Regions from separate parts of the Homo sapiens genome. Here region 2 is linked to region 1. The links are chromatin loops, found by intact Hi-C in ENCODE. Cell type or tissue: endothelial cell of umbilical vein. All regions are shown on one strand. Links, peaks and the distances in the headings refer to the core of each region. The heading gives the core; the rest is flanking DNA.

Region 1 (8,092 bases), core at 2,450-6,449:
ATATTGACCAGGCTGGTCTCAAACTCCTGACCTCAGGTGATCCACTTGCCTTGGCCCCCACAGTGCTGGGATTACAGGCATGAGCTACTGTGCCTTGCCCGCCTGGCCAATTTTTGTATTTTTAGTAGAGACAGGGTTTTGCCATGTTGTCCAGGCTGGTCTTGAACTCCTGATCTTGGGTGATCCACTGACCCCGGTGATGAAGTTTTTATTGTAGATACACTTTTTCAGTTCCGGAACTTTCATTTGTTTCTTTCGTATATTTTCTATTTCTCTTCTAAGGTCACCTGTGTTTTCACTCATTTTAAGTGTATTTTCCTTTTCCTCATTCAGCACAGTTATAATCACCGTTTTACGTTGTCCCTGTCTCAGAGTTCCACCATCTGGGTTATTTTGAGATTGGCTACACTGATTGTCTTTTCCGGTGAGAGGTGGTCACATTTTTCCAGTTCTTTATATGTTTAGAAATGTATCTGATACATGGTGAGCGTTCTGTGTAGAGACTGTAGTCTGTTTTCTCCAAAGAGCAGGAATGGATTTGTTTCAGCAGGCAGTTAACTTGGTGCCACTCACACTGCAGACACTCACCAGCAGATGGCAGAAGCTCCAATCCCAGCTCAGTTCTTGTGGCCTCAGCTACAGGCTGCCTCGAGTCCCCCCAGGCTTGCGTGTGCAGAGGCCAGCCTGAGACTTGGGGGAGAGTGGATCATGAAGTTCAGGGCTTGCATCTTTGCATCTCTGCCCCTCCATCCCGATTCCCCTTCCTTTCCCCTGGGAGTGGTTGTCTCTGGGCTCCATCCTCTGGTGGTCAGATTCTACCAGAATCTTAGGCACCCTCACTGTGCCTTCCTGCTGTAGCTGGCGGAATGGAAACTCAACCTCCTGCTATGTTCTTCTGCCACATTCAAATTCTCCTCCAAAGTCTTCTTCCTGTCTTGTTCACTTCCCAGCCTTCAGGCCACTGCTTTTTGTATTTGTAATTTTGGGGATATTCCGTCCAGGTTGATAGGTGCTATCTGCAGGAGGGTTGATCTGTTGGGATTTTACTCTGCCTGGGTTGAGTTTTAATCATTCCACTTTCCCTCTGGCTCAGCACTGGATGTTGTACATCGACGTCAGGAAGGTCTGGTTGAATGAATGGGTGATGGAACCAACGAACTGCTTTTTACTCTTTCCTCTCTCCTTTCATTTAGCTCGACCCCTTTGAATCCAGTGATCCCTTTTCATCCTCCAGTGTCTCCTCAAAAGGATCAGGTGAGACCCATGACTTATTTTTCTTCCTGACTATTCCTTGGGCAGTAGCAGAGCTCCCCCGCAGTTAACACTTTCACTCCCAAAGCCAGCGTGGCCTCTGTGTTTGTGTCATCAGTCAGTGGCACCCAGATCCTGGCCTGAGCCCATTAGGCCAAAACAAGCACCCGCTGCTGCTCCCCTTCCTGGGCACGCGCTGGCATCTTTCCAGAAAGGAATTTTGGCAGTAGGAATTCAGTAATAGCACCAGTGATATTAACTACTGTTTACTCACTCCTCCTTATAAATCTTTGGTTTGTATCTTTGGGTTTTTTCCCTAAAAGAAATCCAGAATTTGACCCCAGGTACTGGCCTATGTTGTGGGTTCTGTGTTTGAAGGAACCTCATCTCACAGTGTAGAACTCGCAGATGCACGCTCGAGCCTTTATGCAATGGGAGCATCTGTGGACACCCCCTTTCTTTTGGGAACAGGCCCCGCTTGGTCCTGCAGCTTGCGTGGGGCGGGTAGCAGTGTTTGGTATCATAGGCGAGTGTATCCAGTACTCTAGGCAAATCCCTTCCAGGTTAGAGGAGAAAACACAGCAAAAACCTCTATCCAAAGACACCACCCTGTATAAATCATGTGGGTGGCAGGTCGCCCTGGAGTTGCTCCTCGCCTCCTGACCCATTGAGACCCAGTGGGACCCAGGGGCCACGCCTCTGTGGCAACTTGTCACTCTTCTGATGACCGTGAATGATGCTGGCCCTCCCAGAGTGGTCGTCACAGTGAGAAACCGTCTTGCCATGCCAGAGTGGGCAGGGGGGCCTTGCTGAGAGGCCTTCATGCAGACACACGTGTCTAATGAATAAATGCAGCCTTCCTGAGTCTCCTGGTTCAGGGGCCATCTAGCATTTCCCCTCCACCCCAGAAGGCATGTTCTCTTAAAGACCTGTAACTCTGACTTTGTTGGTGCCGATTGCAGATCCCTTTGGAACCTTAGATCCCTTCGGAAGTGGGTCCTTCAATAGTGCTGAAGGCTTTGCCGACTTCAGCCAGATGTCCAAGGTAAAGCCCCTCCACGGAGCCCCCGCGCCTCTGCTAGTGTCTTTGTGCCTCTTGTCATGGTGTGGGCTGCCAGGCGTAATTGTTCATGTCACGTATGTATCTCCCCGGCACCTTTCCAACACAAGGTCAGGTCTGGAAAGCATCCATGGCTGTGATCCAATGCACTGCAGTCCCGTGGGGTGAGCCCTGACCCTTCCCAGTGGCATAGGTGCCCTGGGCTCCCCTGGCTCCCACTGGTGTCTGACGACCATCAGGTCTCAGACGGTGAAGTCATTGCCATGGCCGAGTAGAAACTTGAGAAGGCGTTGGGCACAGGCGTCTCGAGAGGGCCATGGGCAGCAGGCCTGCAGGTGCGAGGCGTCCAGGGAAAGTGGGCCAGCGAGTGTTCAGAGTCGCCCATGTGACAGAACTCTCAAGGGGTGTTGAAAAGTGAGGGCCGGCCTCCTTGAATAAATGCAGACAGATCCACAGGTGAGGAGTGAACTGTTGAAGGAGGACAGCAGCGAGGCTGGTTACCAGACTGGACCCGTTGGTGTCCGGCCCTCACCACACGGTGACCTGAACTCACTGTGGCTCTGGTCCCAGACAGCTGTAGGGCTTCTCCAGACGCTGGCAGTGTGGTTGGAGCTCATCTTTAAGGTAGCATAGAGAATTCAACAGGGAACATCCAGAATGGACAAGTCAAAAAACAACAATAGAAGCCCCTTACGACTGAGGTGCCTTCCGGAAGAAACTGCTGGAAAGTTGGAAATGGGGGCTGTGGTGAGTGGGAAGGACAGGGCTGCGGCACCATTGTGCTTCCTTGTGAGTTGTATGTTTCCCTGTTTGAGTGAGGAGCATTTTTCTTTGGCAGGAATGAAGGAAAGCAGATGAGGTGTGTCCCGTCCCTGACACCTGCGTCCACTCTGTCCCTTCTCGGCAGCCCCCAGGCAGGGGCAGATGGGCTCTGTCTTCGGGGGGCTGCAGGGGCCTGCTTTCCTCACGAGTTCCACCTGCAGAGGCCCAGGCATTATCCACGCTGCGGGAAGAGGCAGTAGCCACAAGCAGAACACAGCCCCCCTCCTGGAGCCCATGGCCCAGGTGGTAAGGGGTGGCCGGTGTGGGGGGTCCCCTGGAGCAGCTGGGCCCAGTCCCTGTGAGCGCTGCTGTCAGCCTGAAGGTGGTGAGGGGAGGGAGCCCCGGGAGTACCTGGAAGACGCGTGCCCCAGGCATGAGGCCCCCTCGGGGCCCCACCGGCCCCATGCCCAGGTGCCCCAGGTGCCAGTGTGACTGGGCAGTCTCCCTTGGCTGCCCCGTGTTCACTCAGCTGGTGGAGCAGATGAGTCTCTGAGCATCTTGGGGTTGGCAGCGGTCGCAACTTGTGATCACAGAACACAGATTCCGAGAAGCACTTGAGATTCTGTTCAGGTTTTCAAAGACGCGTGTGTGCGTGCCCTGGCGGCGCAGCAGATCCCACTTCTGACCGAGGCAGGGTGTGTGTTTACACAGATGAGCCTGGGCAGAGGGAGCCCAGAGGCCCTGGCATGGCGCCCCCCTCCTTCCAGCACACGGAGAAGGCCTCCATCCCTCATATGCCACGCTGTGACACGGTTTGGGACTGGCAGAAGATTTAGGGCCCAGTGCACAGGCTCCTGGGCAGGCGGGAAACCATCTCCCGAAAGCAGAAAACGTTGGCCACACGGTGGCAGCAGTCCCTCAGGCGTCCTGGTCGTTTCTGGTTGTCGCAAGTGGACTCCTCTTCCTTTGGGAGGCTGGATCTGTCTTCCTCCTCTCACTGTGAGCAGAGGGAGGGAGAGCTAGCAGAGCCTGAGCTAGGGCCGGGATCTAATGACCGCCCTCTGCCTGTCCTTGGGCCCTGAAACCAGGGGCTCTTCACACACATGCAGCTGTGATTTCAGAGCCGGTCTCACTTCCTATTGGCGGTGCCGGGCCAGGACAGAGTTGGACAGAGCTGTGGAAAATGGGTCTCCAATACTATCTTGTTTTGATTCCAGCGTTCCATCAGCTGCCTTCATGACACTTGTACAGCCGCATTCTGAGCTCAACCCTGACCTTGCAGCTCTGTTTTTCCTTTTTGGTTACCTATCTGTTTTTCAAGAACAACATTGTGGATATAAATAAAATGCTAAGGGAAATGAAAGTGGCAAGAAGGTGTTTTTTTAAAAAACAAAAAAAAACCATCATCAACTTTTCCCCATCTGAGCAGAGCAGGGAGGCCCTTTTGTAAGTCCCTGAATTGAAGCACCTTACCTCTGCGTGGCTTTGCTGAGGAGAGTCACAGCCCACAGCCTGATTCTAGAAGTTTCCTTTGGGAGGCTCTTCGGGCCTGCACTCTTAGTTGAGGCCCCACCCTCACCTGAAGAGATTTTTCTAGACAGTATCAAGCCTATGTGACATAAGCTCACTTTAAAAACAGATTCCCCAAAGTATGTTTCCAGGGAGCATTTGAGAATAAAAACAAGAGTCCAACTTATTTCACCCTCTTCTGCCCTGAAAAAAAAAAAAAGCCATCTGTGAAATACTGGGTTAGTCGTCAGCCCATTTTTAGCAACTTCTCAATTGTTTAAAGCTGTGCATTGATATTTAGGGCTGCTGTTTACAAATTCAGTCTTCTGTTTTGAACCAGTTCTTCAACTGGTGAACTCAAACGTGTTTCTCTTAGAGCTGGTTTTCATAGTAGCTTTTTCTGTCTTCCTTTTATTTTAAGCACACTTCACTCTTGCCGAGCCCAGAGAGCCCCTGACAGCTTTACTGAAACCTTTCTAAAAATAGAGATTTTCCTTGAAGCCGCTGCCCGAGTAGGAAAGAGTTGAGTCCCCAAGGAGGCTTCTTGGGAAACTTGAAGTCATGAAAATTGGGATTCGGAAATGACGCGGGCATTCTGGAGCTAGGAGTGATCTGATTCACTGCGGAGGCAGTGCCAGGCGTTTATTGAAAGCCTGTCGCCTCGCGAGTTGCCAATTGGCCTCGTGGGTTTAAACACACATGGGAGGCGCCAAGCCGGCTTGGCCCGAGGTGTCCCCGGTCAGCCTGGAGGGTTAGGCGGCTCTGATTTGAGTGTGTCACCAGGTCTTACAACTTTGGACGTCCAGGCTGAGTGTGGTTTTATTGCCCGGGTCCTATTGCGCGACACAGAGGGTAGAAAGGCTCACTGCAGCCACTGGAACCGAGGCCCCACTCCGAGTCTGGAGATGTGGCCCAGAAGCCAGCACATGCCCAGGGAGGACAAGGCCCAGCCGGTCACACCACTTCCCATCTAGACCTGCTTGGCTCCCCATCCCAGGCCGCGGGGGACTCGCACGGGCCCTAGGCCCAGGGACATGTTCCATGAATCGCAGAAGCACCCACAGACGGGCCAGTGTTTTTCCCCCATTCTTTCCCAAACAGCCGACCCTAAACGGCCCATTTTAAAGCTAAGCTGCAGGCCGACACTGCCCCTCATGTCTCGGACAGGCCTGGGGACAACTGGGGCAGCAGATGGGGGCACTCCCAGATTCCAATCGCAGCTTCGTACTTGGTGTGATCATTGTCGTGTGGTCCATGTGCCAACTTTATCTAGTGCCAGTGAGTGGACTGATGCCTGTCACATGGCACCTCATTTCCTTCTTGCCGGAGCCTTCCGAGCTCTGTCACTCTTGCCATTTTACAGATGAAGAAACCAAGGCACAGGGTGTTGAGTAGGTGGCAGGGTTGGGGTTCCAGCCTGGGCAGGACAGTCTGCCCAGGACGAGGCCCTGGACCCACCACTGGGGTGGCCCTCGGCAGCTGAGGGCAGCGTCTGGTGGCCCCAGCCTGGGAGGCAGACGATGTGGCAGCCCTGGATCCGCCGTGGACCTGCTGTGTGATGTGGGCAGGCTGCGCCTCCTTTGTGTGCCTCAGTTTCCTTGTGTGTAAGGCAGAGGTGCTGACAGTGGGACCCCCTGCCAGGTCACTGGGCCTATTATTAGGTGAGAAGATCAGCACAGAGCGAGTGTCTCCTGCCTGGGCAGCTTCAGAGGGCGGCGTGAAGCCCAGGGAAGGGATCTGGTGGGGTCATCTGTGCAGGAGCCTTTGGGGCCCCTTCCCCTCCCTGGGGGCACCTGCCACTGCCCTTATCGGGGGGACCTGGAATGGGTAGGCTGCCTCTTAGAGGGGCCACCTCCCTGTTCTGTCTCTGATGTGGCTCTGACTGGGCCGAGCAACCTCGACTCTAGGACTACACAAGGTCCGAGGCAGCCATATCTCTGTGACGGGACGCAAATAGCCCAGATCGATGCATCTCTGTAACTAGATGCTAGAGGCCTAGATGACTGCATCTCTATAACTAGCTGCCAGAGACACAGGTGGCCACGTCTCTGACTAGACTCCAGAGGCCTAAACGGCCATGTCTGTGCAACTAAATTGTAGAGACCTAGAGAGTCGCATCTGTGTGACTAGATGCCAGAGCCTCAGACGACCGCATCGGTGTGACTGGAAGCTAGAGCCTCAAATAGCTGTGTCAGTGTGACTGGATGTGTCAGTGTGACTGTGTCAGTGTGACTAGAGCCTTAGATGGCTGCGTCTGTGTGACTAGACCCTGGAGCCTTAGATGGCCACGTCGGTGTGACTGGACGCTAGAGCCTTAGATGGCTGCGTGTGTGTGAGTAGACCCTGGAACCTTAGAGGGCCATGTCTGTGTGACTAGACACTAGAGCCTTAGACGGCTGCATTGGTATGAGTAAACGCTAGAAGCCTAGACGGCTGCATCTGCATGACTGGACACTAAAATCTTAGACGGCTGTGTCTGTGTGACTAGACGCTAGAGCCTTAAATGACCACGTCTGTGTGATTAGACGCCAGAGCCTTAGGTGGCCGTGTCTGTGTGGCTAGATGCTGGAGCCTTAGATGGCTGCATTGCTGTAACTAGACACTGGAGCCTTAGATGGCCGCTTTGGTGTGACTAGATGCTGGAGCCTTACACGGCCACGTCTGTGTGACTAGATGCTGGAGCCTTAGATGGCTGCGTCTGTGCGACTAGATGCCGGAGCCTTAGACGGCCGCATCTGTGTAACCAGATGCCAGAGCCTTTGGCAGCCGCATCTGTGTGACTAGACACTGGAGCTTTAGCTGGCTGCATCAGTGTGACTAGATGCTGGAGCTTTAGACAGCTGCATTGGTGTGACTGGAAGCTAGAGCCTCAGACAGCCGCGTCTATGTGACTAGACACTGGAGTCTTAGATGGCCGTGTCTGTGTGACTAGGTGCTGGAGCCTTAGATGGCTGCATTGGTGTGGCTAGTCTACAGTCTTAGACAGCCACTTTTGTGTGACTAGATGCTGGAGCCTCAGATGGCCACATCTGTGTGACTAGATACTGGAGCCTTAGACCTCTGCACTGGTGTGACTGGACACTGTAGCCTTAGACGGCCACGTCTGTGTGACTAGACGCTGGAGCCTTAGATGGTTGCATTGGTGTGACTAAACGCTGGAGCCTTAGATGGCCTTGTCTGTGTGACTAGACACTGAAGGCCTAGATGGCCGTGTCAGTGTGACTAGACGCTGGAGCCTTAGTCAGCTGCATCGGTGTGACTAGATGCTGGAGGCAGAGGCAGCCATACCTCTAAGACTGTCTGCTGGACGTGGTGGTAGACCTTTTCCCCCACATCTGCAATCTGTTGCATTCAGATTCTCGAGGGAAACCCTGGGAGTGTGCCTTTGTACTCTTGACCTGTTCTCTGTCTCTAGGCCTTCCCTGCTGGGGAGAAAGTTAAAGACCCCCGGCCCCTCCCTCCACCTCTGCCCCACTCTGATCTTTCTCTTCTATGCTCTTGGAGGAACAC
Region 2 (4,000 bases), core at 1-4,000, 750 kb after region 1:
AATCACCTCCCAAAGGCCTCCCCTCTTAATACCACCATATGCAGACTAGGCTTCAATGTATGGATTTGGGGGCTACATAAACATTCAGGTCACAGCATGGATCTAGGGTCATAGACCCTGACTGCTTCTAGCCATCTGCCCCATCTGCCCTAAATAGCAGTCCCTGTCCTCATGAGCCAAGATGGAGCTCCAGAGGCCACATCAATCTTGCAAGCAATTTGTTAAAAAGTCAAAAAATAGCAGATGTTGCCAAGGCTATGGAGAAAAAGGAACATTTATACACTGTTGGTGGAAATATAAATTAGTTCAGCCACTAAACTAATGGAGTGTGGAGAGCAGTTAGGATATTTCTCAGAGAATTGAGAGTTGAACTACCATTTGACCTAGCAATCCCACGACTGGGTATACACCCAAAAGAAAATAAATCATTCTGCCAAAAAGACACAAGCATCCACATGTTTATCGCAGCTCTAATCACAATAGCGAAGATGCTGAATCAACACAGGTGCCCATCAATGGTGGAGTGGATAAAGAAAATGTGTAGAAATACACCATGAAATACTATGCAGTCATTAAAAAGTACAAAATCATGTCGTTTGCAGCAACATAGATGCAGCTGGGGGCCATTATCCTAAGCAAACTAATGCAGGAACAGAAAACAAAATATTGCATGTTCTCACTTATAAGTGGGAGGTATGCATTGGATACACATGGTAATAAAGATGGGAACAACAGATCCTGGGGACTACTAGACAGGGGAAGCAGGGAGGGGGAAAAGCTGAAAAACTGCCTATTAGATACTATGCTCACTACATGGGTGATGGAGTCATTCATACTCCAAACCTCAGCATGATGCAATATACCTTTGTAATAAATTTGCATGTTAGCACCTGATTCTAAAATAAACATTGAAACTCAAGAATTTTTATTCTCACACCTGCAATTCTGGCACTTTGGGAGGCTGAGGTGGGCTGATCACTTGAGGCCAGGAGTTTGAGACCAGCCTGGCCAACATAGCAAAACCCCATCTGTACTAAAAATACAATTAGCCGGGTGTGGTGGTAGGCGCCTGTTATCCTATCTACTCAGGCGACTGAGTCAGGAGAATCACTTGAACCCAGGAGGTGGAGGTTGCAGTGAGCCACTGCACTCCGGCCTGGGCGACGAGAGACACCATGTCTCAAAAAAAAAAAAAAATCTTCCAAGCAGCAGGAAGGAAGAGGGGAGGACTGAGCAGACAGACTGTAGCAGCTTTCTCTTAAGAAAGGTTACCAGAATTACCACATAATCTTTGGCTTCTACACATGGGACAGCCACAGTCACTTAACCAATTGAGCTTCAAGAAAGGCTTTCAAATGTGATCTGTATTTCAGGCTGCTATGCACCTAGCTAAAAAACAGGGATTCTAAATTGGCAAAAATTTATATCAGAATACACAATTATTTTGGGGGGGAAAAAGTCTTTACTTAGACTCTGGGAGATCCCACCCTCAGCACGGGGCTCCTGTGCTCACCCAGAGAGGCAGTGAGTATCTTGGGCACAGAGACATCTCCCCGCCTCTTCCCAGCCAGGCCCTAGATCCCCGCAGTCCTCCAGCGCCCCCTACTGGCCATCCGCGGGACTGAGGCACAGGGGCCAACACAGATTTATTACCGGAAATCTGAAAAGGTAGTTGGTGCAAAGGTAGGTGATGCAAAGGTAGGTGGGTGGGTCACTGCAGGCCTCAGCCCAGGGGTTCTACTCGCAGCCAAAGTCCGTCCTCCGCACGCAAAACAATCTCCGGCGTCCTGCGTGGCTCCCTGTGGTCGGGCAGGATGCGGAAGCGCAGCAGCGTGAGCGCCAGGACCACCTTCATCTCTGCCATCGCGAACTTCTGCCCGATGCAGTTCCTGGGGGCCAAGGTGGAAGGTCTGACTGCACCCAGGACCCAGATCCCGGCCCCACTGCGCCAGGAACCAGGCCCGGAACCCCCAACCCCACCCAGATCACCTTGGGCAGACAGGGGGGAAGCTGGGTCTGGGACCCCCATGTGGGCTTGCATATTCCCAGAGCCTAGCCCAGACCCCAGCCCCAACTGAAACCAGACGGGGCAGGAGGCTCTGAGCACACCCTTTTTCCTAGGATCTTCTTTAAAACCCCTATCACAGAAACACGTGGTCCTACAAGTCAGGCATCTGACAAGGCAGCCATCTGTGCCACCCTCAGCCCATGCCCACCTCAGACACCCCCTGGCCTCACCTGGGCCCCGCCGAGAAAGGAATAAAAGCCATAGGTGACCTCTTCTGGGCGTTTTCTGGGTCGAAGCGGAAGGGGTCATAGACCTGGGGTGGAGGCAAGTTAAGGCTGCTGATGGGGCCTCTCAGGACACCCAGCCACCCCCACATAAAACAGATGTGGGTGGAGTAGAGAGGGAGTATCTGGTTTTCCGGGACAAGACCCCTCCCCCGACCAGGCCCGGGGGATGGAGAAACAGGGAGGGGCAGCACCTCAGGGTCTGGCCAGACTGAGGGGTTGTGATGGATTGCGAAGATGTTGATGTTACAGACATTCCCTGTCGTGCAGGAGAGGACAGTAAGAACAAGGTCCGAGCTGCCTGCTGGGACCACCGCCCTGCCCAGGACCCTCCTCCCCTGCCATGGAGGGCACCTTTGGGGATGACTCGGCTGTCTGGGAGCACCACGTCCTGGGTGCAGCCGCGGGCGAATGTAGGGATTGGGGGATGCAACCGCAGGCTCTCCTTCAGGCACATGGTCAGGAAGGGCAACTGGGCCAGGTCGTCCCTAAGGAAACACCCAACAATTATCCAGAGAGCATACACGGCCCTCCTGCTGCCCCTGGAGACCCTCTCACCACCTCCCTCTGACCCTCAGTCCTATAACAAAATTAATTCCAGAAGCAACAAAGATGTAAGCATTAGAAAACCAAAGTCACAAAACTACTAGAAGAAAAGTTGACCTGGTGTTTTTAGAGGTATTTCTGAGCAAAACAATATTCAGAGGGTGTCTCTTAAAAGTATTCATTCCGGCGGGGTGCAGTGGCTCACTCCTGTAATCCCAGCACTTTGGAAGCCTGAGGCAGGAGGATCACTTGAGGTCAGGAGTTCCACACCAGCCTGACCAACATGGTGAAATCCCATCTCTACTAAAAACACAAAAATTAGCCACGCATGGTGGTGGGCACCTGTAGTCCCAGCTACTCAGGAGGCTGAGGCAGGAGAATCCCTCGAACCTGAGAGGCAGAGGTTGCAGTGAGCCGAGATCACTCCACCGCACTCCAGTTTGGGAGGCAGAGCAACTCCATCTCAAAAACAAAAGTGTTCATTTGTTTGTGTGAAAAAGTATTTAAAATTATATAAAGAGGTAACAAAAGCAGGAAAAAAACATCTCTACAAAGGGCTTATAAAGTTATTTGAATAAATAATCTCCACTCCACACTGTAGGGTGGGATGACCATATGTTGTAAAGGTGTCAATTATTTCTAAACTAATCAATATACTTCATGCAATTAATAAAAATCTAGCTGGATTCTTTTTGGAACTTTGAAATCTTATTCTAATTGAAGGAATTTTAAAGTTCATCAAGGGCTAGGTCAATTTTTTTTTTTTTTTTGAGATGGATTCTCACTCTGTCACCCAGGCTGGAGTGCAGTGGCCTGATCTCAGCTCACTGCAACCTCCACTTCCTGCGTTCAAGCGATTCTTGTGCCTCAGCCTCCCAAGTAGCTGGGATTACAGGTGTGCACCACCACACCCAACTAATTTTTGTATTTTTAGTATAGATGGGGTTTCACCATGTTGGCCAGGCTGGTCTCAAACTCCTGACCTCAAGTGATCTGCCTGCCTCAGCCTCCCAAAGTGCTGGGATTACAGGCATAAGCCACCATGCCCTATCCAAGCTAGGTCAATTTTTAAATAAAAGATTGAAGAAGGAGAACCCAAGCTTCCAGATATTAAGAGATATTACAAATGCATACTAATAAAAATAAAATAATTTTAAAAAAA

What was found. A loop is a pair of places that touch in the nucleus more often than their neighbours do. Peaks named below come from ENCODE experiments on the same cell type or tissue, not always from the same donor. Only the 100,000 strongest peaks of a DNase experiment are listed, where the experiment ranks them.
Region 2: it touches region 1 in a loop (13-fold over the local background); 5 of 110 quality-filtered maps call a loop at or near these places.

What each region holds. Positions count from the first base shown.
Region 1 is chr19:16,379,333-16,387,424 of GRCh38, reverse strand. EPS15L1 (epidermal growth factor receptor pathway substrate 15 like 1) reads left to right here. Exons shown (of 24, transcript NM_001258374.3): 20 at 1,194-1,254; 21 at 2,214-2,296. Among named protein-coding and RNA genes, the nearest start is that of KLF2, 59 kb to the right of the region's middle. RefSeq lists enhancers at 3,656-4,157, 4,410-4,499. In endothelial cell of umbilical vein, for the core only: a CTCF peak has its summit at 3,978 (motif pointing right); a DNase peak (open chromatin) is centred at 4,014; H3K27ac peaks cover 614 bases.
Region 2 is chr19:15,627,082-15,631,081 of GRCh38, reverse strand. CYP4F8 (cytochrome P450 family 4 subfamily F member 8) reads right to left here. Exons shown (of 13, transcript NM_007253.4): 10 at 2,647-2,780; 11 at 2,487-2,551; 12 at 2,239-2,321; 13 at 443-1,889. The coding sequence ends at 1,724. Among named protein-coding and RNA genes, the nearest start is that of CYP4F3, 12 kb to the left of the region's middle. RefSeq lists a silencer at 1,467-1,516. In endothelial cell of umbilical vein, for the core only: a CTCF peak has its summit at 1,601 (motif pointing left); no DNase peak of the experiment used is centred there.